Regions from separate parts of the Homo sapiens genome. Here region 2 is linked to region 1. The links are chromatin loops, found by intact Hi-C in ENCODE. Cell type or tissue: B cell. All regions are shown on one strand. Links, peaks and the distances in the headings refer to the core of each region. The heading gives the core; the rest is flanking DNA. Region 1 has its middle 25 kb from the start of FBXO48. Region 2 overlaps PLEK (pleckstrin).

Evidence for each region. Peaks named below come from ENCODE experiments on the same cell type or tissue, not always from the same donor. Only the 100,000 strongest peaks of a DNase experiment are listed, where the experiment ranks them.
Region 2: a loop joins it to region 1, with 9 times the contacts of the local background. A loop is called at or near these places in 7 of 110 quality-filtered maps.

What each region holds. Positions count from the first base shown.
Region 1 is chr2:68,436,084-68,448,949 of GRCh38, reverse strand. It overlaps the pseudogene WDR4P2. Among named protein-coding and RNA genes, the nearest start is that of FBXO48, 25 kb to the left of the region's middle. RefSeq lists a silencer at 6,910-7,149 and enhancers at 7,340-7,389, 7,480-7,529. In B cell, for the core only: CTCF peaks have their summits at 6,814 and 7,021 (motif pointing right); a DNase peak (open chromatin) is centred at 7,109; H3K4me3 peaks cover 506 bases; H3K27ac peaks cover 1,057 bases.
Region 2 is chr2:68,381,668-68,394,533 of GRCh38, reverse strand. PLEK (pleckstrin) reads right to left here. Exons shown (of 9, transcript NM_002664.3): 4 at 11,901-11,992; 5 at 7,848-8,032; 6 at 6,043-6,147; 7 at 1,289-1,372; 8 at 358-427. Among named protein-coding and RNA genes, the nearest start is that of PLEK, 23 kb to the right of the region's middle. RefSeq lists enhancers at 5,339-5,388, 6,639-7,058, 7,079-7,258. In B cell, for the core only: no CTCF peak of the experiment used is centred there; DNase peaks (open chromatin) are centred at 5,633, 6,043, 6,833 and 8,833; H3K4me3 peaks cover 1,505 bases; H3K27ac peaks cover 8,000 bases.

The DNA.
Region 1 (12,866 bases), core at 2,406-10,405:
GGTCCACCTTCTCCAAGTCTGGCAGCTGTTTTCTTTAACCGATGGCAGTAAGTGTCTGATTCTTTTCTGTACATAACCATGGCAATGTCTGAGTGTCAGGACCATGACAAGGAGGTGTACGGACCTGACCTTCACAGCCTCCGAAGAGAAGGTCTTGGTGGCTGACAAGTCTGGAGGCGTCTCCTCTTCGGTGCTGGAGCCACACGGATGCGGCCGACTGGAGCTGCAGCACCTTTCTGTCCATGCTATTAGACGTGGCTGTGCATCCTGATGACCACTTCGTCCTCACTGCGGACCGGGACGAGAAGATCCAGGTCAGCAGGGCCGCCATGCCCCGCAGCATTGAGTCCTCCTGCCTCGGGCACACAGTTTGTGAACTACATCTCCATGTTGCCCACTCAGCCTGAGCTGCTTCCATCCTCCTCCGGGGCCTGCACCCTGAGGCTCTGGGAGTACAGAAGCGGCCGCCAACTTCACTTCTGTCACCTCCACAGTCTCCAAGAGTCCGCGGACCTCCAGGTCCCCCCAGAGGTTTGCCGCGTCCAGGATTGCGTTCTGGTGCCAGGAGAACCGGGTGGTGCTTCTGAGCACCTGCATTGCTGTGGGATACATCTTCCAGTTTCACGCCGGTAGACAGAAGCTGGTGTACAGGCAGCAGCTGTCATTCCAGCATCGAGTGTGGGATGTAGCTTTTGAGGAAACCCAGGGGCTGTCGGTGCTCCAGGACTGCCTGGAAGCCCCCCTCCCCTGGTGCTCTGCAGGCCTGTGGGTGGCCAGTGGCAGTCTGTTCCTGAAAGTGCCATGTTAAAGAAAGTCTCCAGTGTTCTTTGTGGGAACCGGGCCATGCTGGAAGGCTCTGCCTGCGTGAACCCCAGCTTTAGCAGTCTCTACAAGGCCAACTTTGACAACATAACCTTCTACCTGAAGAAGAAAGAGGAGAGACTGCAGCAGCAGCTGAAGAAGCAGCAGCGCAGTTGAGTCCCCCACCTGGGCCAATGGGCAGGCCAAGAAGATAAGGCCGGGGGAGTCAGCCTGGCGTTGCTGATCTTGGCTGTCGGTGGTGCCCCACACCCTCGAAACAGGAAAAGTAGTTTTCACTTGTTCCCCCTGCATCCTGGCATCTCCCTTCAAAAAGGAAAAGGTGGCCGGGCGTTTTGGCTCACGCCTGTAATCCCAGCACTTTGGGAGGCCGAGGCGGGCAGATCACGAGGTCAGGACATTGAGACCATCCTGGCTAACACGGTTAAACCCCGTCTCTACTTAAAAAAATACAAAAAATTAGCCGGGCGTGGTGGCGGGCGCCTGTAGTCAGTCCCAGCTGCTCAAGAGGCTGAGGCAGGAGAATGGCGTGAACCCGGGAGGCAGAGCTTGCAGCGAGCCGAGATCGCGCCACTGCACTCCAGCCTGGGTGACAGAGCCAGACTCCGTCTCAAAAAAAAAAAAAGGAAAAGGTGACATCAGGTGCGACCAGCTCAGCTCAGAGAACGGGACTGTCTCCTGGGCTCTAGAACATTCTGTGTTGCTGGGCACAGGCTCTTGCCTGGTGCCTGTGCTCCTTTCTGGTTGAAGGGAAGCCAGACGGGTGGAGTGGAAGCACTTTACCTTCACGTTGAAGGCAGCGTGTGAACCTGCAGTGGTGGCAGCTGTCAGTTTTCTGCTATTCTGGAGCCTGGCGCGCTTCCTCTAGGAGGATCTATCGCCGACGCTGTGGACGCTTTCCTGTTGTTCCCACCATCTCACGGTCCAGGTGATGCGCTGCCCCGCAGTAGCTGCTCGCCATACGAGGCTGTTGAAACTTAGTGTTCCATATTTTTGCATATCTACAACTATCTGATCTTTGACAAACCTGAGAAAAACAAGCAATGGGGGAAGGATTCCCTATTTAATAAAAGGTGCTGGGAAAACTGGCTAGCCATATGTAGAAAGCTGAAACTGGATCCCTTCCTTACACCTTATACAAAAATCAATTCAAGATGGATTAAAGACTTAAACGTTAGACCTAAAACCATAAAAACCCTAGAAGAAAACCTACGCTTTACCATTCAGGACATAGGCATGGGCAAGGACTTCATGTCTAAAAACACCAAAAGCAATGGCAACAAAAGCCAAAATTGACAAATGGGATCTCATTAAACTAAAGAGCTTCTGCACAGCAAAACAAACTACCATCAGAGTGAACAGGCAACCTACAAAATGGGAGAAAATTTTCGCAACCTACTCATCTGACAAAGGGCTAATATCCAGAATCGACAATGAACTCAAACAAATTTACAAGAAAAAAACAAACAACCCCATCAAAAAGTGGGCAAAGAACATGAACAGACACTTCTCAAAAGAAGACATTTATGCAGCCAAAAAACACATGAAAAAATGCTCACCATCACTGGCCGTCAGAGAAATGCAAATCAAAACCACAATGAGATACCATCTCACACCAGTTAGAATGGCAATCATTAAAATGTCAGGAAACAACAGGTGCTGGAGAGGATGTGGAGAAATAGGAACACTTTTACACTGTTGATGGGACTGTAAACTAGTTCAACCATTGTGCAAGTCAGTGTGGCAATTCCTCAGGGATCTAGAACTAGAAATACCATTTGACCCAGCCATCCCATTACTGGGTATATACCCAAAGACTATAAATCATGCTGCTATAAAGACACATGCACAAGTATGTTTATTGTGGCATTATTCACAATAGCAAAGACTTGGAACCAACCCAAATGTCCAACAATGATAGACTGGATTAAGAAAATGTGGCACATATACACCATGGAATACTATTCAGCCATAAAAAACGATGAGTTCATGTCCTTTGTAGGGACATGGATGAAACTGGAAATCATCATTCTCAGTAAACTATCGCAAGAACAAAAAACCAAACACCTCATATTCTCACTCATAGGTGGGAATTGAACAATGAGAACACATGGACACAGGAAGGGGAACATCACACTCTGGGGCCTGTTGTGGGGTGGGGGGAGGGGGGAGGGATAGCATTAGGAGATATACCTAATGCTAGATAACGAGTTAGTGGGTGCAGCGCACCAGCATGGCACATGTATACATATGTAACTAACCTGCACATTGTGCACATGTACCCTAAAACTTAAAGTATAATAATAATAATAATAATAATAATAAAGAAACTTAGAACGAACGCTTCAGCCTGCCCCAGCCCCAGCACTGCACCTTGTACTCAGGAGGTGCCCGTGGCGAGTGGTTCCCACGTGGGAAGTGCCCAAACGCGTTTCAGTGTCGCAGGGAGCTCTGTCAGGTGGCGCTTGCACAGACGGTGAACTTGATTCAGGAACTGTGAGGACATGGGTCCGGCTAGAAACCCGGTTTTACAGGAAGGTGATCGAAGACGTCGTGCGTGTTTGTTATTTTGATTTGACCTTTGCGCACACTGCAGAGCAGCAGGGATGTCACTGTATTTCAATCACCGATCCATAAGGATTAACTTTTGCAACTCCCTGGAAACGTTTAGCAGCAACACGTGAAACTAGTCTCAAAATACATCAAGCAAAACCTTTGGGTGCGTGCTCTGTTTATGAGTGAGGTGATCACTGCTTGATTTGGGAAGAGGCTTCTAGGTACATGGGGTAATTCGTTCAGGACGGCTTCCACCTGCTCTTCAGTGATTAAATCTCAACAAGGGAACAGATGTGCACGCTGGTGATGATTTTGGTGTGGGTTTTCGCTGGGGACTTAGAATCCTTAGTTTTCCTTTTAACAGTGATCTGGAAACAGTGCTGTCTGCAAAGCTGAGGCCCACTCCCCTGTGCTGGGGACCAGGGGTTTCAGAACAGAGGGGCCATGCCAGACCATTGTCCTCCTGTACCAGCAGCCTCACCTCCTTCACAATTCTGGGGAATCTGGAGCGGGGCATGCTCTTGTTAATAGTCTGCTTTGAAAATTTTGGTTTTAGGAGAAGTTAAGGTTGGTCTTGTCGGTATCTTCACGTAAGATAGGGTTGGCAAACTGGCATGTGGGCTGAATCCTGCCCACTGCCTGATATATGGCCTGCGAATGTTTTTTACATTTTAAAAATCGTTGAAAACAAGTTAAAAATATATTTCATGACATGAAAATCGTGAAATTCAAATTTCAATGTCTGTGAATAAACTTTTATTGACACAGTAAAAAAAAAAAAAGAAATAAGAGAGATAAATATAAAACCACACACACACTTTTGTTGAGCTGATGTATTTGAAAGTAGGTTTGCATACTTCATGACATTTTGCCCCAGAATATCATAGCATGTATTTCTTTCTTTTTTTTTTTCTTTTGAGGTGGAGTCTCGCTCTGTCACCAGGCTGGAGTGCAGTGGCGTGATCCTCTGACTCCATGGTTAAAGTGATTCTCCAGCCTCAGCCTCCCAAGTAGCTGGGATTAAGGCACATGCCACCACGCCCAGCTAATTTTTGTATTTTTAGTAGAGATGGGGTTTCACCATATTGGCCAGGATGGTCTCAATATCCTGACTTCGTAATCCGCCCACCTCAGCCTCCCAAAATTCTGTGATTACAGGCATGAGCCACCGCGCCCTGACATAGCATGTATTTCTTAAGGAAATGCACACATGCCTGCATAACCATAATCACACCCAAGAAATTTAACTTTCATCCAATAATCATATCATCTAATACCCAGCTCAGATTGAAATTTCCCTCAGCTGATCACAGAAAAATGTGTTTTCAAGCTTCTGAATGTGTGCCAACCTGAAAATGAGAAATATATTAATTTTTTCTCAGTAATTTACTATGAGCTTTTCCAAATATACACTAAAGTTGAGAGAACTTCCTCATTGTAAATTTAATTCAAATTTCTCTGCCATAAACATGAGGTTTATATGTTTAAGGGCATGGGTGGGTTTTGGTGTGTATGAATCTTTGTGTTTCTCAATTTTTGAGTGTTTTGTAAATTGAGGAGTTTAGTTCTTTATCTATGACATATGTTGCAATTATATTACTCCCAGTTTGTCACTTGTCTTTTGACTTTGCTTGTGATGCTTTTTTTTTTAAACAAATATTCTTTACATTTTATTTTATTTATATTTTTAGAGTTAGGGTCTTTCTCTGTTGCCCAGACTGAAGTGCAGTGGTACAATCATGGCTCCCTGCAGCTTTGACCTCCTAGGCTCAAGTGATCCTCCCACCTCAGCTTTCCAGCTCGCTGGGACTACAGAGATGCACCACCATATCCAAATAATTGTGTGTGTGTGTGTGTGTGTGTGTGTGTGTGTGTGTGTGTGTAGACAGCCTCCCCTTGTTGCCCAGACTGGTCTCAAACTTCTGGGCTCAAGAGATCCTCCTGTCTCAGCCTCCCAACGTACTGGAACCACGCCTGACCAGTCCTTTTTATTGATGTCAAAATTATTGCTTTTTTTCTGCTATTATATCTGGATGATGAACATGGTTTAAAATTTTTCCCACCACAAGATTACAAACAAATTCACTTATGTTTTCTTCAAGTACTTATGTGGCTCATTCTTTCTATATAAGTTTTTCCTGGAGTATAATGTATGTTAAGGATCCAAAGCTATCTGTTTTCAAGTGACTGTTCAGTTGTCCTAACACCATTTATTAATAAGTCTGTCTGTAATTTGAGATGCCACCTTATTTATATGAAAATTTTCTTTTTAGTTGGTTCTATTTCTGAACTTTCCATTATGTTCCAGATCTGTCTATCCATTCATACCACACTGTTTTAATTATACAAAATATTTATTGTGCATTGATATTTAATAGGGTTCTCTCTCTTCACTGACCTTTTTTACTGGTTTTCCTATTTAAGCATATATGTTTGTTTATCCACATGAACTTTGGAATCAATTTCTGTAGTCCCAGGAAAACTACATATTGCAATTTTATTAGGGTGGTATTAAATTAGAGATAATTTATTTCATCATAATGTCAAGTTATCTTATCCAAGACCAAGAAATATTTCCATTTGTCTTTTAGGAATGTTTTAAACTTTTCCTCATATGGATTTTACACATTACCTCTTAAGTTTACTTTCAAGTATTTTATATTTTTGTCATTATTGCAAATTGAATTTTTTCTTCTTTTATCTTCTAACTAGCTATCATTTACATACACACACATTTACACTCACACACACGTGTGATTTTTGTACACTCATTTTGTAGCCTGCTAACTTACTGAGGTCTTTTGTTCATTTAGAGTCATCATTTATTCTATTGGGTTTTCCAGATATACTGTCATATCAACTGCAAATGGAGAGAGTTTAACTACTTTTCCAAGTCTTATGCCCCAATTTTTTAACTAGTATACTAATGTCTCCAATATGATGTTAAATAGTAATGGAGATGGCAGACATTTTTACCTTGTTTCTTGCCTTAGTGGGAATGTTTCCAGTATTCTAGTATTACTCCATTATAATATTCTCTTTCTCTTTCTCTCTCTCTCCCTCCCTCTCTCCTGTGTCTCTGTCTCTCATACATATATAAAATCATGTTAAAGGAAAACCCATTAATGTCTATTTTATCTAATACTTCTACTGGAAATGTATATTAAATTTTATAAAGGGACTTTTTGGCATATCTGATTTGTTATACATTTCTCACCTGAAAATTTCTAAGAACTTTACTAATATTAGTACTCTACATTCTATAACAATAGTTTCTTCAGTTGATACAATGTATGTATGTTTTCTCAGCTCCAGAGAACCAATAACATTGAATATCATATTTTAGAACCATGAAAAAACTTGATAAACAGTCTGACTTTCTTCGCCAAAACTGTCTTATAATAGTATCTTTCAACGATTAAGTACTTTTCACATGGCCATTTATGTACTCATCAAAGAGTCTTGAAAGGTAGTTTCTGACATTAATATTTTTAAGATACAAAAATGCAGACTTATAGAAGTAACATTACTTAAGCAAAGCAAAACAGCTTGCATATGGAGGAGAAAGACCTTGACTCCAGGACTGGCTCTAAAATGCTTTCTGTCACATCGTCCTTGAGATCTGGTCAATGCTAATCCTCTGCCAGCAGAGGGCGCAATACTTCTATTAAAGCCCAGTCAAAGCGCTTGAGTGGGAGCAGCTAGTTCCCCATTGCAGCCCTGTTGGCTGATTGCAAAACCTCAAAAGTCAGAATTTGTCTGTACCCTTTTAGTTGCAAATGACAGAACTGAAACTAGTCCTGCCCAAACCAGGTGGGAGGGTTGGACTGAAAATGGAGTAGGGTGTTTCCCCAGAGAGAACATAGAGTATAGCCCCAAAATGACAAAAAGCCTCTTCTGCTAGAAATATAAGATATCAGGGAACATAATACTCCAATGAAGAGACTTCTCTTCCCACTCCACCCTTCAGACCTGGCCTGGCCAACAGGCCACCCCCTAGGTTTCTATCTGAACCTTCAAAGATCCAATTAAGAACACTTAAATTCAGCTTTTGCGTATTTTATCCACAAAGGCCCAAGTCATTATTCTGTATTTTGCCACAGGGATATTATTTCATACGGATTTGTTCTCCAAAACTTCAGCCTGGCATTTCCACTGACTCTGTAGCTCTGTGAAACCAAGCTGTAGGTGTGAGTATATTCTGTTGACATAGCAGATATGAGCTCTGAGGTTGGGTTAAGTGTAAAGAAATTTCTCACCCTTTTACTAACATTGTGAATAAATTCTAGTCTCTTGTGTGAAAAGACTGTAAAAGGAGTTCACCTGGGGATGAGAACATTTCTAAGATTATGTTTTTATTCTTTCCCTCTGAAAACTCGCATAGGCAGAAAGAATGAGCCAGAGGCCTTGGGGAGTTGAGCAAAGTAACCAAAATTCACATCCAAAATTTCATTTCATTTAAAAATAAACCTATCACATGGAAATTTTGAAATTCATCTCCTGGATTATGTGCTTTAGTACACACACACACACACACACACACACACACACACACACACACAGTATCCACACCTCAAAATGGAAAGTAAAATGTACCCAAGTATGGTGTATAATTTTATCTCAATATGACTTACTTTTGGATTCTACTTTCCTGACCCTGCCCAAAGTACAATGTATTTTTGATTCAAAAGTCAACACTCAAGATTAATGTCCATAGATAACAATAATAGTTGAGTGCTTACTATACAGAAGCTATCCTGCCAACAACCTTTGGAGGAATTCCCTTCCTTGGAATTGCTGTTGACATAGCAGATATGAGCTCTGCTTGCTGTTGACCAGCAGGCTTGCTGTTGGCATTAAACAGATACATGAGAGGTCACGCGCTGATCTGGTTTGGCTCTGTATCCCCACCTGAATCTCATCTTGTAGCTCCCATAATTCCCACATGTTGTCGGAGGGACACAGTGACAGATGATTGAATTATGGGGGCAGGTCTTTCCCATGCTGTTCTCATAATAGTGAACAGGCCTTACGAGAGCTGATAGTTTTTAAAATGGGAGTTGCCCTGCACAAGCTCTCTTTTTATCTGCCGCCATCCACATAAGATGTGACTTGCTCCTCCTTGCCTTCCACCAGGTCTGTGAGGCCTCCCCAACCATGTGGAACTATAAGTCCATTACATGCATTTTCCTGTATAAATTACCCAGTCTAGGGTATGTCTTTATCAGCAGCATGAGAACAGACTAATACACATACCCTGGCAATTCAGGCCCCCCTGCACTGCCCTCAAGAAACCCGACTGGAGCCCCCAACCCATGAGGGTTGTGTAGGCTCAGAGGCTGCTCTTAGTAAGTCATGTGGCTTGTCAGCTTTGTTTCTTCTTAAGTAATGGGAGCTTATTTTTCCAGACCTTTATTCCATAAATGCTTGGGGATTTAGAGTTAAATTTTAGCAAGTTTTAACATTTTGATTGTATGTAATTCCTCCTTTAGTCTTTTGTCACCTCTCTATTTTTGTTCTCTCTGTTTATCCTTCAGCTTATTTTAGGTTTGTCGTGATTTTACCTTTCTAAATCTTATGGGTCTAGCATTTTTACTTTTCACGTGGTCTATTCTTGACTTTACACTGTATATTTTATCCTTTTAATCTTTTTCTAAATTTTACCATAATTTTCTACCTTAATCTGTTACTTTAATTTTTTAGTTATAGCTCTTTTGATCTTTTTTATTTTTAACCAAATCTATTACTTTAATTTCTGAATAATTCTTGCCTCAATCTTTTTACTTATAGTTCCTTTTTTATTCTTTTAACTTAAATTTTTGTTCACGTTTTTCTTTTTAAATGTGTTCTCTTTTGCCCAGAGTACCTTTAAAAATATTTTATTCTTTTTTTTTTTTTAACTCTCAAGCTATAGCGCTGGGCAGAGTTTATGATCTAGAATTAACACAGCTGTGGTGAATGTACACACATGGAACATTGGATACTTTTTCCTTCTAGCCATCTCTGCATTTATCTTTCTGACTGCTTAGAAAATCATTCATCATATTCAGTGTTTTTCTCCAAAAATAAGTAACTGGGCTGTGTCAGAGACTGAGGAATGACAACCCCTTCCCAGGGCCCGAAGCTTCCTACTTATGCAGGCAGCAATTTGAAATACTAGAATGAATGTCTCTTTGTAAAGAATTACATCTTCTAAAAACCTGTGGTCTCCGATGTATAACTCATCTATAGAAGGGGTGGAGATTGGGAAGAAATTACCTCTTCTTCCTCCAATTTTCTCCATTGCTTTAAACTGTGAATTCCACTGCTTGAACCAGAAACCCATGAGACATCCACGCAAGTTCTGTGCATTCTACCTCATCAATTTCACTTCTCACCTGGACTACTACCATATCATCCCAACATTGCTTCTAATCTTGATTCCTTCTATCTATTCTCCAAATAGCATCCAATGTGATCATGTCACTCCCTACATGAAAACTGTCAATGGTTTCTCAATGTGTCTCAAATAAAACCAGAGATATTTACTGGAGCCTCCACATGTGGCATGGTCCCCACCTGTCTCTTCCACCTCAGCACGTTCCTTTAGCCTCCTCCCTTACACCAATCCTTTGGTTCCTTGGCCATGCCAAGCTATCTCTCACCCCTAAACCTTCGTACATATGAGTCCCTCTTTCTGGGGTACTTGCTCCCCTACTCTGTGTAATGTTGGTTCTTTCTCATCTTTCAAGTAGGGTGACCAACCATCCTGGTTTGCCTGGGACTAAAGGGACTCCGGGGATGCAGGACTTTTCATTTTAAAACCAAGAAAGTCTTGATCAAACTGGGACAAGTTGATCACCTACGTTCAAGTCTCAGCTCCTGTATCAGTTCCTCAGCAAGACTTTCTTTGCCTGCTATATCCAAAGCAGACTCCTCCCCTGACCGCCCTCCCAAGCTCCCGTTATGTTTCATTTCAACATCCTGTTTCCCTTGTAGGGAGGACTTAGTGCACTTTGAAATTATTTTACTTTATGTATGTCTTTACTGGCTTTTCTCTGTTTCTCCTTCCCTAATGACTAAATACTGTGAGGTGCCATCACTCCTGTCTCATTCCTTGTGAAATCCCAGTGTCTAGCACTGAACCCAGCACACATTTATTGACGGAAGCAAGGATGGAAAATAAGAGAAAGGAAAGATAAAGAAGCCCCCCTAATGTAGCTCAGGCTTTCTTTTATGAGGAACTATATGGTGTTTTTCTGTCCTACAAACTGCCATAGAATGTGGCAGACCCATTCTTTACAAGCCTACTTCTATGCATTTTTTTTTTACTGGATTCATGTCCATTTTCTTTGAAATTACTAACAAATCATTTTGTTGGGTGAGTTTTGTGTGTGAATTTTCTTTGCTCTCCTCCCTTCTTATTCCCTTCACAATGTCAAGGAGTTCCTGACGAGGTATTTGATTTCCTTAAATGCAGAAATGCATAAACCCCAAATGCCTCCAGAGGCCAAGGCAGTGACAAACAGGAATAAAACAGACTCGATGAAAGAAAAATCACCTGACGAAAGGCATAACCAGACTTGCCTTATTTTTATGGAACTATGGCACGAGCACATAATCTCACACATATTTATATAACATAGCAAATTTTATTTTGCCAGTGAAATGGAACACAGATTGAAAAATTAAATATTTAGTTATCCTGAATGCTGTGAGAGGTTGTGGTTTTTTTGTTTTGTTTGTTTTGACGCAGTTTTGCTCTTGTTGCCCAGGCTGGAGTGCAATGGCGTGATCTCGGCTCACTGCAACCTCCATCTCCTGGGTTCAAGTGATTGATTCTCCTGCCACAACCTCCCAAGTAGCTGGGATTACAGTTATGCACCACCATGCCCTGCTAATTTTTTTTTTTCTTTTTTTTTTTCTTTTTTTTTTTTTTTTAGTAGAGACAGGATTTCACCATGTTGGTCAGGCTGGTCTCGAACTTCTGACCTCAGGTGATCTGCCCACCTCGGCCCCACAAAGTGCTGGGATTACAGGTGTGAGCCACCGCACCCAGCCAAGGATTATTTTTTTTACACAACCTATATACATACAGAAAAGTGTCATTTCTTTTTAAAACTGATATAAGAGAGCAGGTGTTTCCCCCAAGACTCCAACCTTTGGGTTTCAGCAAGGGAAAAATATTTAATATTCAATCCATTTCAAACCTTAGGCCAATCCAATAACAATGATTAAATATCAGATTTTTGAGGAAAATGCTCAAGTGACTTTGAGCCAGGAGAAGTCATATAACATCCATTCTTCCATCATTGCTATCCCAAGCAGCACAGTATCTGGTGTTACGTCTGCTGGAGTATAATTGGCTGATGGTGTCCCTGGGCTTTCTGCTGGCATCTACTCCTGCCTTTCAGGTGATGCACGCATGGCCTCTTCTCTACAAAACAGTAAGTGTTGGGGGAGGGGGACAGGGTGTGGGAGAGACTGGCATCTCATGCTAATCAGGCCTACCCTTAGCTATTGCCTGGCTATTGACCAAAATCTCTTCCAAGTCCATGTAGTCCCACAGAGCCAGTCGGTCTCCCTCCAATGTCTGCTGTGGGGCAACCCACTCCTCCCAATGGCAGGGGCAATGATAAACCCTCTGCCTTTCAATCTGAAACAAAGAGGCTTGGAGTTTAAATCAGAGCTACTCTCTTCCTGGTCACACCCAGCAGCTGTCTTGGCTGGGCTGGTTCACCCTACATTGACATGGAGCCTCGTCTCCTCCAGAATCTCAAACTGTAAGCAGGGAAAGCCACTCTGTCTCCAAGTTATCTAGCTTCCCACTCTCCACACCATGGCTCAGAGGCTCGAGCACGACACATTGTTATTGGATTGGCCTAGGGTTTTTTCTGTCCCTCCTGATTCTCTCTCCCTGATTTTCCCATAGCACCAGAACAAGGAGGGGCAGGTTTCTGTCACCACCACCCCCTTCTGGCCTCATCACCTGGCATCCCAGCTGGAGCATCTTCTTTACATGAGCTCCACCATCTGAATTTCCAGGTCTGAAAACAGGAAACCCTTTCCCTCCCACCAGTGACTGGATTGTAAGCCTTGCTGTCAAGCTTAAAGAATGTCAGAGTTGGAATATTATCTTCCTCTCACTCTCACGTGGCTTCTGTAACAGATCCGAATCTCTCCCAAGGCTAAGAGTGATTGTCGTTATCTGGAAAGACACAGAAATGCTTCCCTGTTAAACGACATTGTCTTTTTTAAACTTGTTATTTCTTCTATTTGAAGCTAAAACCTCACACATTTTCTTCCTCACCAAGCTATCACTGTCAGGTCTTGTGTTTCTTATTCAGTTTACAACACAGAGTTGAGCCTTCAATCCTTTACGTAGGAGAGAGATTTATTTTTATACATAGTGAAAACAGCTGATAATAAGTATAGGTACTTCCAAATATGGATACAATCTTTGCACAATGATTTTCATATCTAGGCTAACCACTCTTAAGATATTTATAAAA
Region 2 (12,866 bases), core at 2,840-10,839, 55 kb after region 1:
AGACAGAGTATTGCTCTGTCACCCAGGCTGGAGTGCAGTAGCACAATCTCAGCTCATTGCAACTTGCCAAGCTCAAACAATTCACAGGCATGTGCCACCATGCCCAGCTAATTTTTGTATTTTTAGTAGAGATGGGGTTTCACCACGTTAGCCAGGCTGGTCTCGAAATCCTGATCACAAGTGATCTGCCCTCCTCGGCCTCCCAAAGTGCCGGGATTACAGGTGGGAGCCACCATGCCTGCCCCATTCCTGCTTATCCTGATTAATTGATTGATTGATTAATGTTGGCCCAGGATGTCCAGGTGTGGGAGGGGAGTCTGAGCAGACCCACCTCTCTCACACAGAAATTCATCTTACCATTTGAGTTGCTCTCCACTGAAGTCACCACACAGCCTCTCAAGTGAATTGCTCCCAGGGGATCTTCTGCCTAAAGAAGAAAGGAGTTGTTCATTATGTTTCCAAAATGCAGAGTATAGATAGACCTCATCCTCTTGGTGAAAAAGCCAGACTCACTCTAATATAGATCAGGGCCCCCCAAAATAAGTAAGAGCAGAAGGAGATTAAAGAAAAACTGCTGACAGATCTAAGGTCCTTCCAGATCCTCCACACCCTGCTTCAGTGGGGCCAGGAGGCTCAATGAGAAAATGCAAGACGATCTGGACTTCAATCTGGAGAAAAGTGACAGGAGAGGTGGAGACACTGAGGTCACTGTATCCCACTAAAAAAGAGCTACATGTTTCCAGAGCTCTTTGGTCCCATGCACCTGATGCAGCAATATAACCACCCAGGGGAAGTCAAATAGCCCAGTGCTGCAAGCGGAGGGTGAGCACCCTACCCAGAGTTGTCTTCATGCTTTAAAAGTGGTTCATTTTATGGTGGAAAAAGTCCTCTTCGACAATCAACAGCCCAAATTGCTGGACTTAAACAATACCCTCATCCAAGTTGACCTGGATGAGGAATTATCACCTTTATGCATATTAAACCATGGACTGATTTAATTCCCCTGAAAATATCAGATTGGGGAAAAATATGTTGAGTTGACCAAATAAATTATAATATAGTGATATTTTGTTCCATCCCTAAGCTTATACTGACCTCAGAGGCCCAAGATCTCAGATCTTTGCATTGAAAGGGGATAGAAAAAGGTAGAGGAGAATGGGAGAAAAAAAAGTGGGCCAGTAAAGAGAAAAAGGGGATATCAACAGAGTAGAGAGGGGAATAGGAAGCCCAGATTATAAATGCAGTGGATTTATTTATTTGAATGGATTTATGAACCACAGGACCTTACCCCAGCAGGGTCATAGTAGTGCAGGTAGGCAGGGTCTTCTCTCAAGATGAACTTCCTCACTTTCCAGTTTTTCCTTCTATGCCCCTGTATCCAGGATCAACATTAAAAGAAGGGATGGTGAATTCCCAGCATCACTCTGTACAAACAATACCTACAGAATAATTATTTGCTGAATTGAGAAAAGAAAGAGAAAATGAAATACTAACTCCAGGATAACAATATCCCGGCCTAGGTCTTTGTCAGGGAGATAGTGCTACAGCCAATAAATAATATGGATGTTATTAGATCGAAGAGGTGGATTAAATTATTTCTAATTATTGTCTTCCAGTTTTAGTATGATATAAGGCAGTACTAGGTACAATGTGCTGTGTTAGGTAATGTAGGGGGAATAAAGAGGTTTAAGATGCCCTGATCTTTAAAGAGTTTATGACCTATGTTGAAATATAAAGTAGCAAATGCCCAAATCAAATAATTGGTATAGATAATGGATTCCAAAGGCATTAAGTAGGGAATATGTAATTGTGGGCTTTGGATATCAAAGAAAGCCTCATAAAGACCTGCACTTATCCATGTGGGACACAGGATTTAGATGGGCAAGACAAAGGTGGGTAGGAGGACAACTGACAACACAAGAGCAGAAGTGGGAATGCAAGAGACATACTCAGGTGTTGATGAATAAGACCAGTCTGGCTAGAATGTAGGGTTCATGAAGAGTAGCAGAGGCAAGGTGGGAAAAGTGGACAGAGATTTAGTGGAAATAAAAGGCAGGGTTTGTTGTTGATGGCTTTTGAGTAGGAAGTGAAAGAATTACAATTACATTTTAAGAAGATTAATATGGTGACAAAGTGCAGGATGGACCAGCTGGCTAGATTAAAGGAAAGCCCAGGAAAAGATGGTAAGTAAAAAAGAATTCATTAGGGAAGGATCACAATAATCCAGGCATAAAATCATTAGGAACTAAACCTTAGGTAGCTGCAGTAGGAATGGAAATGCCTGTTGCTGTAACAGACATGATGAAGGAAGAAGAAGAGGCGGAAGAGGAGGAGGAGGAGAAAGAAGAAGAAGAAGAAGGAGGAGGAGGAGAAAAGGGGGAGGAAGGTAGGAGGAAGGAAAGAGGAAGGAAGAAAGAAAGAAGAAGAAGAAAGAAGGTGACGACTTGGCCTTTCCCAACAGAATTAAACACTGACATTGTCTAGACTGAGTTTTAAGGGCAGGATTTGTGTCTTGCTTATCTTTGTTTCCCAGGGCCACAGTGCCTGGCATATAGCAGCTGCTTCATATCTGTTTGTACTTGCTGTGAGTTACCAAGTTATTTCCATTAGTGTGTAGCAGATTTTAAACTGTCATGGTAAACCTGACTCTATGATTTCCCACAGGAAATTCAAATGACTTAACTCCAGAAGCCAAAAATAGTATTATATTAAAAGATACGGAGTTTCTATCTTGCCAATACAAGAAATATTATTTGTAATTTCTAAAGCACCACATATTGGCAAGCATGTATACAAATTTTCCAACATTTTTCATTTTACTTGTGCTGAAAGCAATAAAACATGTGTGGTCTTAGCAAACAGTGCCTCCTTCATAAATCCAGAGGTGCTTCAAGGAAGCTTTCAGAAATGGGCCTAAGTTTTTTGGCAAAACATTTGGTGAAGGAACTCACTTCCAAAGAACTTTCTACTTCCTGAAGGATGGAGCTGGAACCCCTGCAGAGTCATATGCAAGGACAGAAAATATTCCTACCTGCTATATCATGTCCAAAATGGCTTTTGCAAAGCATAGACTTCCAAAAGTATACATTGCTGCTCTTTGCCTTAACTAATGTTGCCCTTCAGAATAACGACACTAAAGTTGCCACCCCATACCATTTCCTCTTCACTGACAGACACACATGTCATGCTGTATTATGCAATTGCTGGACAATCACCAACTTATTATGAGCCAATGGAAGAGGAAGGTAACAGGAGGATGTGAAATCAGCCAACCACCATATTCCCTTTAAGCCCTCACTGACATCACAATGTGACGTGTTGAAGAGTTGGAAGTTAGCAGGTACATTTCTGGTCATCTTTCACTTAATGAGCATTTTCTAAGGAGTATTAAGAAATGCATGTATGCCTCAGGTTTCCAAGAATTGTTACTGAACTGTCAAAGCCATCTACTTATATTTGACTTAATTAGCTCCCCAAGTGTTCATTGCCTATGATAAATCAAGAAGGATGCTGAACTCTGCAGCAGATACAAGAGAAGCATATATAACACATTGTTCCTCTCCCTCAAGGAATCTAAATGTGGTTGAGAATTAAACAAGCAGATGCTTTATTCATTGTCATAACAGAAACAATTATGTAAAAAGGGATTATACTGAATATAATCTAAGATCATTCATCCTCAAACTTGCTGCCAAGTAGGATTATTTATCCTGGGATGAGAAAATAATGGGGCAGGGATAATGGCCTCCAGTTAGCCACAGCTACTTCCCATCTGTGAGGCTTCCCATTATAACAAGCCTTCTATGAAGTTAATCCTGGCTAACTCCCAGCAGTAAACACAAGGGAGGCTTACTTTTGGAATTTTAAGAAAAAGTTTTTAAAATTCTGAAAATCCCTTGGGTGATTTTGATGTAAACTATGGTTACTAACCACTGAGCTAAGAGATTAGAAACATTAAGGGGAAGTGTCAATTCAAATCGAAGAGGTTTTTGCTCCCCAACCTCTGAAAAAAAATTCAGAGGAAAGAATATTGTAAAAGAACAAAATTCCTGAATGCACGTAGATTTCTGTTTTCTTCACATAAAAAGGAAGCTTCTAAGAAAGACTATTTAACTTGTATACTGATAATAGAATAAATTAGCTTTTAAGAAAAAGGCTGGCTCAGTGGTTCTCAGCTTTGGCTGCACATCAGAATCACTTGGGAGCTGTAAAAATCCAGAGGCTCTGATTAAATTGGCCTGGCATGCAGTTTTAACAGTTCCCTGGGAGATCCAAATGTGCACCAACCGAGCTAGCTAAGGCTAAATTGTACCTATCAAAGGCCAGACAAAGGAAGGCAAAGGAAAACACATAAGTTCAATCCTTGTCCCTATTGTCTTCAAAATACATCCAGACACTCATTACCCACACACAATTTTTGACCATCCCAGGTCTCCTACTGGGCTGCTTCACTGAGACGTGGCTCCAGTCCAGTCCCAACTTTATCTACTGTTAGCCTTCATCCTTGGCTTTCCAAGAGCCCCATTCTAGATTAGGGTTTGCCCAATCAACTAATTCAAGAAATAACTGATAACAATATAGAATTATGGAAGAAATCAACAAAATAAAGAAATTTCCTCCCAAGTTACTCTTCTTGTCTTAACAGCCACATTCCAGCACCTGCAATCAAAGAGCCAGGAACATAGGAATATTTGGCAAAACCAACGAGAAAGCAGCAGCGGGCAAACTGTCCGTAGGCAACTGCCCGAGCCTTCCCGGCATAAGGCTGGCTCTGCCCCATGCCTTTCTTTTAATCTAGCCAGCTGGTCACCCTGTCATAAAAAAATACTATAATAGTCCATGAATTCTTTATAAATTCTTGCCATATATTTCTTAGGACACTGTTCTCTTAAAACCTGATATGAAGGTAATTTTTCCATTCGAATGTCCCACTTCCCCCTGTGAAACTCAAAATCCATACCTATACCTCCTTTCAGCTATCCCAGCCCAGAGTCCCTCTTTATAAATGTAAATATGGGCTCTTCTCTGGTTCTTCCCTCCTTGCCCATTCCATTAATCACTAAGATGGACATTCAGGGTCCTAACATGAAATAAATCAGATCCCCCAGTCCCGTGGAGCCTATAGACAGTACATGGAAATCTCCTGATGGCAACAGATTCTCTCCATTATATACTGAGCAGCACTTTTAAGGCAGCTCACAGTGCAGCCAGGAAGGCAAGACCTTGGTCCTGCAAAGCAGCCTTGGCCTCTAAGATGCCTTGTGCAAGTATCAACTAGCTTCCCCCTGAATATTCTCATGTCTTCCTGCGACTTCCTCCACCAGGTACTGGTCCTGGCTTCCTCAGTCATCTTGGCCCCTGTCCATCTCTTACCTCTTGGCATCATATGCCTTGGCACCTGGTAACCGACTAGAGCTCCTCAGCACTCTCCAGCCCTTGCCTCCAAGACTGATGGTGGCCTGTACCTGTGGACACCTGGACATCCCCCCAGGACTCTGTCCATGCCCTCAATCTGCATTTGACTTTTGCCTGCTGTTCCTGTGAACTGGCCTCTGCATGCCCAGGTTTTGGTCTTGTCATGCCCTAAGCACAGACTGGAATGACTCTTCTTTGCTCTCAGTGGTGTACTCTGTTCCTCTTCTGGGTGTAGCCTGTTCCTGTTTTCCTGGTTGCTTTGAAGGGAGGAGGGACAGGTAAAATGGAAGTACTTTTACCATGAGACAGCTTTGTCTTTTGGATGGCATCTCTTAGACAATTTATCTCCTCCGGCCATATTTTTCTTGAAACACCTTTTTTTTTCCTATGATATTGATAAAAGAGGCATTTTCCTACTTTTAGGGACATCTTCTGCCCTGTCAAACTCAATCTTCCTGATCTAAAGCCACTTTGATATCTAAAGAGCTACTCATCTATCTTTCACTTTGTGGGTTTCATTTTCTGCTTGACTATTAACCAAACAAACCAAAAGTCACTGGGTAACTTAGAAACAAAAAGGACCTTGTAAAGGGAAAAGGCTAGATGGGAGCAGTTGTGGCCACTCACCTGCTTCAGTAAACATCCCTGCTTGATAATGACCCCTCTGAATTCTTCTTTCAGAATCACATCATCATCACTGGAATTCTCTTCACAGAAGAACCCACTGTCTGGCTGTTGGAAAATCAAACAGCAAGCTAACATCACCAGTCTTAGGCACATTGCAACTTGTGCCATCTCCATTCCCCCTCCCCTCCAGCCATGAGGGCAGCCTCCTCCTTTTTCCTCCATTCCTGTGTACATCCCAATCTGAACTTCAAAGGTCCTTGATGAGCGAGTTTCTCCTCCTCCTTTTACTTGCTTCCGGGGCTGTTCCTTTCTTGTCTCCACTCAGGTGTGATCTTGTCAATATCCTTTTATTCTGGAGGGTCTCCCAAGCTGTATCCTAACTTTAGCTCCATCTTCCTAACCAGGCACATGTCTGCCTTCAAAGCCTTCCTTCTCTTGGGATATCATGGTCACATCCTTGAAAGCAGGGCAGGCTAATTTCTCATTGGCAATACTATCACCAGCTCAACATTTGCCACTGAGCCCCCTCTTGGAGAAAAGTGACAGCATGTGTCCAGCCTCTTCCCCTGAGGTTATGAGGGAAGTGGGACTTGCTCAGCAAAAGTAGATGATGAATCAGACCGAGGAAGAGGAGCCACTGTGATGGGTATTTTTAGAATCCTGCATTGAAATGGCTATAAACGACCAGATCAAAGGACTGAAGAAAAAAAAAAAACAGACTGTGGAACTTCCCCTAAAGTGAAATGAAACCCTCTAGGGTGTTCACTTCATGTTTATAAGAAGAATGGTTCTCTTAGGTAACTTCCTAAATTCTGTGCTCTGATCCAAGATAGAAACAAAACTGCCAAAATCCCCCAAGAAATCCACCATTGCTCACATGGCCTAAGAACAGGTTCACATTGTATAATATAGTGTTTCCCAATCGTGGGTAAGCATACTGTGGGAGGTACACAAGATGACTGCAGGAAGTGACATCTGTGGACACATTTTGTATTAAGAGTCATGTGTTTTAACATACATTTGGAATAATGCACTTAATACATCAAACCTGTGATTTATAGACTCCTGTCTGGAAAGGAAGCTGCAGTAGGGCAGGATTTTTGCCTGTCCCTCCAGTACGCTTGTCTACGTGGCTGTATCTTCTTGTCTTAGAGAATGCTTGCCATGGACTAGGGTCTAAGACAGTTTTATAAATGAATTATTGCTTAGAATAAGAATAGATAGTTGGGAGGCAGAGGCAGGTGGATCACTTGAGGTCAGGAGTTCGAGACCAGCCTGGCCAACATGGTGAAACGCTGTCTTTACTAAAAATACGAAAATTAGCTGAGTGTGGTGGCGCATGCCTGTAATCCTAGCTACTCGGGAAGCTGAGACAGGAAAATCGCTTGAACCCGGGAGGCGGAGGTTGCAGTGAGCCGAGATGACACCACTGCACTCCAGCCTGGGTGACAGAGCAAGACTACATCTAAATAAATAAAAAATAATAATAAGTAAATAGGAAACAATAAACTTTAAAATGTCCTTTAAAAATTTTTTTTCAAGTAAACAGTAGTATCCTTTTATAATAACAAATTCACTTGGACAGGGCGAGTGTTGTAGAGAGGGCAGCTGTTGAGTTGGGAAATGCTGGTATAACAGAAGCTCTAAATGGGCCTGGGAGCTTCAGGTATTCCCTTGTTCTTCCTGGCTGACCTCCCTACCCGCTGCCTAACAGCGCTCTATAGATGTCTATGAACTGAAATCAATCTAGAATCTGCTCAGGGCAGCCTCCCTTACAGGAAGAAGAGATGGGGAGCTTTTCTTACAAAGTAGTAGAAGGCATCAGGGTTGTCCAGGAAAGGGTTTTCAGCAGTTCCATCCACTGCACTCTTGGACATGTCTCCAGCAGGCTGCAGATACCCCTCATTGAGCAGCGATGAAGCAATCATGAGGCCTTCCTGGCGATTCCTAACAGACTGGTTGGATACCAGCCAATCAATGACGCAGTTACCTAGATGGGACCAGCACAGGGAAGGTTAACTCTCCTTACCGAAGAACAAGCCCCTGACAATCACCCCTGAACTGACTCCAGCTCACCCACAGGTCTGACTTGTCTCGTCTCCCCTGTTATTTCAAGAAAGAGAAAACAAAATAAGTGGGATAGATACCCACTAGAAACAAACAAACAAACAAAAAACTATGTAAAGGGTTTTTAAGAACATCTACATGCTGCTTAAGAAGAAACACATGACCAGGTATGGTGGCACACCTGTTGTCCCAGCTACTCTGGAAGCTGAGGCAGTAGGATAGTTGAGCCCAGGAGTTCAAGACCAGCCCAGGCAACATAACAAGACTCCATCTCAAAAAATATGTACCCTAAAACTTAAAGTATAATAAAAAATAAATAAATAAAAACAAAAATAAAATAAAAAAATAATAACTTTAAAAATAAAAAAATAAAGTCTTTGTCTTAAAAAAAAGCAACACATGCATCAAAGAAATAGGTTTTACTAACCCACTCACTTATCCCATTGATGAACAAACATTTACTGAGCACCTACTCGATGCTAGGTACTCTACTGGGTGTTGGAGAAATTCCCTCAAGGAGTGTAAAAGGGCATGATGGGTGTAATAAATAAGTCTTGTAACAAGTGCTCTGCTATAAGTCAGTTGCGAGACTACTGGGTCAAATCTGAAGGTGTGAAAGAGGTGAAGGAGGTGAGAGAAGAGGGCTGTGCATCACCATCAGGAAAAGATTCATAGAGGAAGTGACACTGGGCAGAGGCTTAAAATATGAGTAGGCGTTTGCCAAGCATATGAAGCAGGATGCAGAGGAACCAGCACAAGCTGAGGGGGCAGCAGTGTGAACAGATGCACTCAGGCATAAAGCAGCCCCATGGGGCAGGGGAGGAGTTGGTGGAAAGAAGGCAAAAGGAAATAAGAGGAGGAGGGAGGTGAAGGGTGGGTGGGGAGAGCTTTGATGGCACAGTAAGAAATTTGGCTAATGGGAAATCATTTTAAGTTTTTAAATAGGAAATAATGTGATGGATATATGTCCTAAATTAAAATTTGATGACATCACCTGCACTGATTGTCATGACTTTGCAGAGTCTAGCAGGGACCTTGAGAAGTCATTTAAGCAATCTTCTGGTCAAGAGATGATTGCAAAGAGAAGAAAATGAAATTGACCCATACATTGGATTATTAGCAGGTTACAATGAAGCTTTGTATTAAAAACAGCATGTTTGTTCTTACAACAAAAAAAGATAGATATTTGAGGTGATGGATACACTAGTTACCACGATTTGATCACTGCACAATGTATATGTGTATCAGAACATTAATTGTGCCCCATAAATACGTACTATTATGTGTCAATTAAAAAAGATAAAAATAAAAAGCAGTGTGTTCCTTACAAATGTAGCCAACAAGGGAGTCAACATGACAGCCTGCCTGTCCTGTCATCCGGGCAAAAGCAGTAGGGATGCCACCCTCAAAACAGGAGTGACAGCAGTTGGATAGCGAGCCTTCCATGAATTTCATGTATGAAAGGCTTTTGCTCACTTTTCTTTCTCTACAAAGATAAACTAAGTGACACTGCATTTCTTCTTTTTATCTTCATAGCAGCCTGTGAAAGAGGCAGGGTGGTAATTGCAGTCCTCATTTTAAGGATAAGAAAATTAAGGCTCAGGGAATCTGAGTGATCTTAGGCCAAAGTTACAACTGCTCTGGGCTGTCACTTTTAAGTGTTCTAACCCTTGCATCCACGCTCACTCAGTGAGGCATGCTGAAGCTTGAAAGACAAGTTTGGTCTAGTCTGCCTGTCATCGGACATTTAAGGTCTTCCATCATGTGTCAGTACTGCTGGGTCCCAGTCTCTGCTACAGCCTTCATCTCCCAGCCGAGGCCACCTGACTCCCCCATGAAGGCTCTACCCATAGAAATGTCCAAAACCCACCCTGGCCTTCAACAAGAAGGATTTAAGAAGTACTAGCCCACCTGTAATCTTAGGGATTACAGGCCACTTTGAGAGGCCAAGGCAGGCAGATCACCTGAGGTTGGAAGTTTGAGACCAGTCTGGCCAACATGGTGAAACCCCGAATCTACTAAAAATACAAAAATTAGCCAGGCATGGTGGTGCACATCTGTAATCCCAGCTCCTCAGGAGGCTGAGGCACGAGAATCACGCTTGAACCCGGGCGGCAGAGGTTGCAGTGAGCCTGAACAACAAAAGTGAAACTCCGTCTCAAATAAAAAGAAGAGGAAGAGGAAAAAGGAGAAAAGAAGAATAAGAACAAGAGGAAGAAGGAGGAGAAGGAGAAGGAGAAGGAGAAGGAGAAGGAGAAGGAGAAGGAGAACAAGAAGAAAAAAACCAGCCCAATAGTCTGGGACTCAGTAACACATTACAGTGGAAATCAGTCTGACCTGGATTGGGTGCCCAAGTCTACATTGAAATGCCCTCCTGTTCCCTTTGCCCAAGGCTGTTGCAGTGACCTCGGTCCTGATAGAGTTGGGAACTTCCCTTGTTCTTGTCACTTTCTCATACCACCACCCACAGCTTGGTGTCTTGATCCCAAATCTCAGCCCTGCCTTGTCTGATGCTGGGCTGCTGCCTTGACTCTGAGGCTTATTCCCACGGGGGACTATCTCATCGTCAGTGATCAAAGCCTTTTCCCCTTAGCCTTGCTGATCCTGACCTGGACCAATTTCATGGATTATCTGTTGATGGCACATCCTCTTAGATTCCACATTTGCTGTATCAGCTCAGAGTTTTCTTCCTTTGATCTCTCCTGTCACCATAAGAAAGCCAGGCCTGGTATCTGACAAACTTAGTACCAAATTGTACATCCCATTTTGCTCCCCCTGATGAACCGTCAGCCCTACTAGGCTGGTCAGTTTCTTTTTCTAGATGCATATTCTGCACATGTCTGCCTCATAACTTTGTCCTCACCATCCTTTGCCCATCCTCTGCTCATCCTCTGCCCTGGCCCATCCTCTGCTCATCCTCTGCCCTGGCCCATCCTCTGCTCATCCTCTGCCCTGGCTCCTCATTAAAAATCCTCCTGTAAATATTTAATGAAATTCTACCCATCTTTCAGGGTCAAATTTGGGTACCACCTCCTATTCATCCCATCAACCCCTGAGTTCTTTCTCTTTTTTTGAACCCCTGGAATTGGTTGTACAGACATGTGACCACTTAAAACACAATAACCACTTGAGCTTGCACCATATAGCACTGAGTGTGTGCCAGGCACTACTCTACACACATAATGGCAAGCCTATGAGGTAGGTGCACTGTGATTATCCCCACTAAATAGACAGAGAAAGTGAAGCACAGAGAGGCTAAGTTATTGAGCCAAGGTTTTATAACTAGTAAGTTGCAGAGCCAGAATTTGAACCAAGGTGGTCTGGCTCTAAAGGACATGTTTTTAACCACTACACCATACTACCTAAACTCATAACACTTAATACCTGACCCTGTGCAGCCTCTGATAGCCCTAATATTGTCATTTAAAACTTACATTGTATGCCTTAATCCCTGTTTATTGTAGTAAGGGTTGCATCTTATCCAATTCTGTGTCTATTTCTAGCAAGTCTCAACATAATGCCATTTATTGAGAAAAAAAATCCTTTGATTGGAACGTTAGCTTGAACAAATGTTAACTTGAACAAATAAAGCTTGAACAAAATCGTTAGCTTGAACAACAAACTTCTTTCTATTTTCACTCTGTAGGAGCTTCATCCTCAGGCTCACCAGGCTGCATTCTGGGACCCCTTCCAACCCCCATACTTCATACCCCCACCTCACAGACGAGGCCGAAGGAGGACTCCATATCGCCTTCCCAGTCGCCCTATTTCAGGCCTGCAAGTGCTTTTACCTGTGAAGCAGTGATTAAAAATCTTCTTGTCCTTCTCTAGATTCAGTTCTTTTATTCCTTTTTCAGTGTCTTTCATGGACAAATATAAGGCACTGCACAGAGATAAAAAAGCAAACAAACAAACAAACAAAAAAAAACCCAGTTGGATGAGTGGGGAACATTTCAGAATGGTAAGTTCTCTCTGGGAGGTGAGCACAAGCTCCCCCACCCCAGGTATCCCCTGAGCTTAATCTCCCTCCATCAGATCATAAGTAGTGGAGGGGCAACATTCATATCTGCATAACTCTGTAGCCTGCACAGCGTTTAGCAATGCTGGAAGGTACTTAACGTCTCCTAAATTCTCTTAAATTCATTCAGCTGTTTGTTGATTTAATTATTGGTTCCTGGGATGGAAATTTGCCCCAATTTAGAGGTCAAAGATGAAAGGTTCCTAGGGTCCATTTTCTACACATTCTACATCTTTAATGTCCCTCAATCCTCATATCCCAATTCTTTAATGCTCTTCAAGGGACCATCTGTGGTAGACATTGGCCTTTAAGAAAGTGAATGCTTCCACTAAGCATATGTCTTATCTTTAAAATGATGAGATATAAGGCAAAATGGTGAGAAGTTCTCATTTTTGTCCTTGAAGTAATACATCAAAGATAGCCTTACGAGAGAAGCTCTAAGCAACAAAACAGAAGGCCCCTTCCATGTAGCCTGTGGCTCCCTATAGCCCGAGCATTTTTCCCACTTAGTTCTGACAGCACTGGCCAGGACTGTGGTCACTCGATGGCCCCCATCAGCAGCTGCAGCTGCACTAGGTGCCTCGTTGGAGCTCTTTGCCAAAAAGCTTTTGTGGTGAAGGAGGCTGCTGAGTCTCACTCAGCTCAGTTCACAAACTTTGTCAAACTCCTGTGCCATGCCAAGTCTTGTGTCGTCATGCAGAAGTGCAGAAGGGATGTCTTTAGGCTCCTCTCAGTGCTT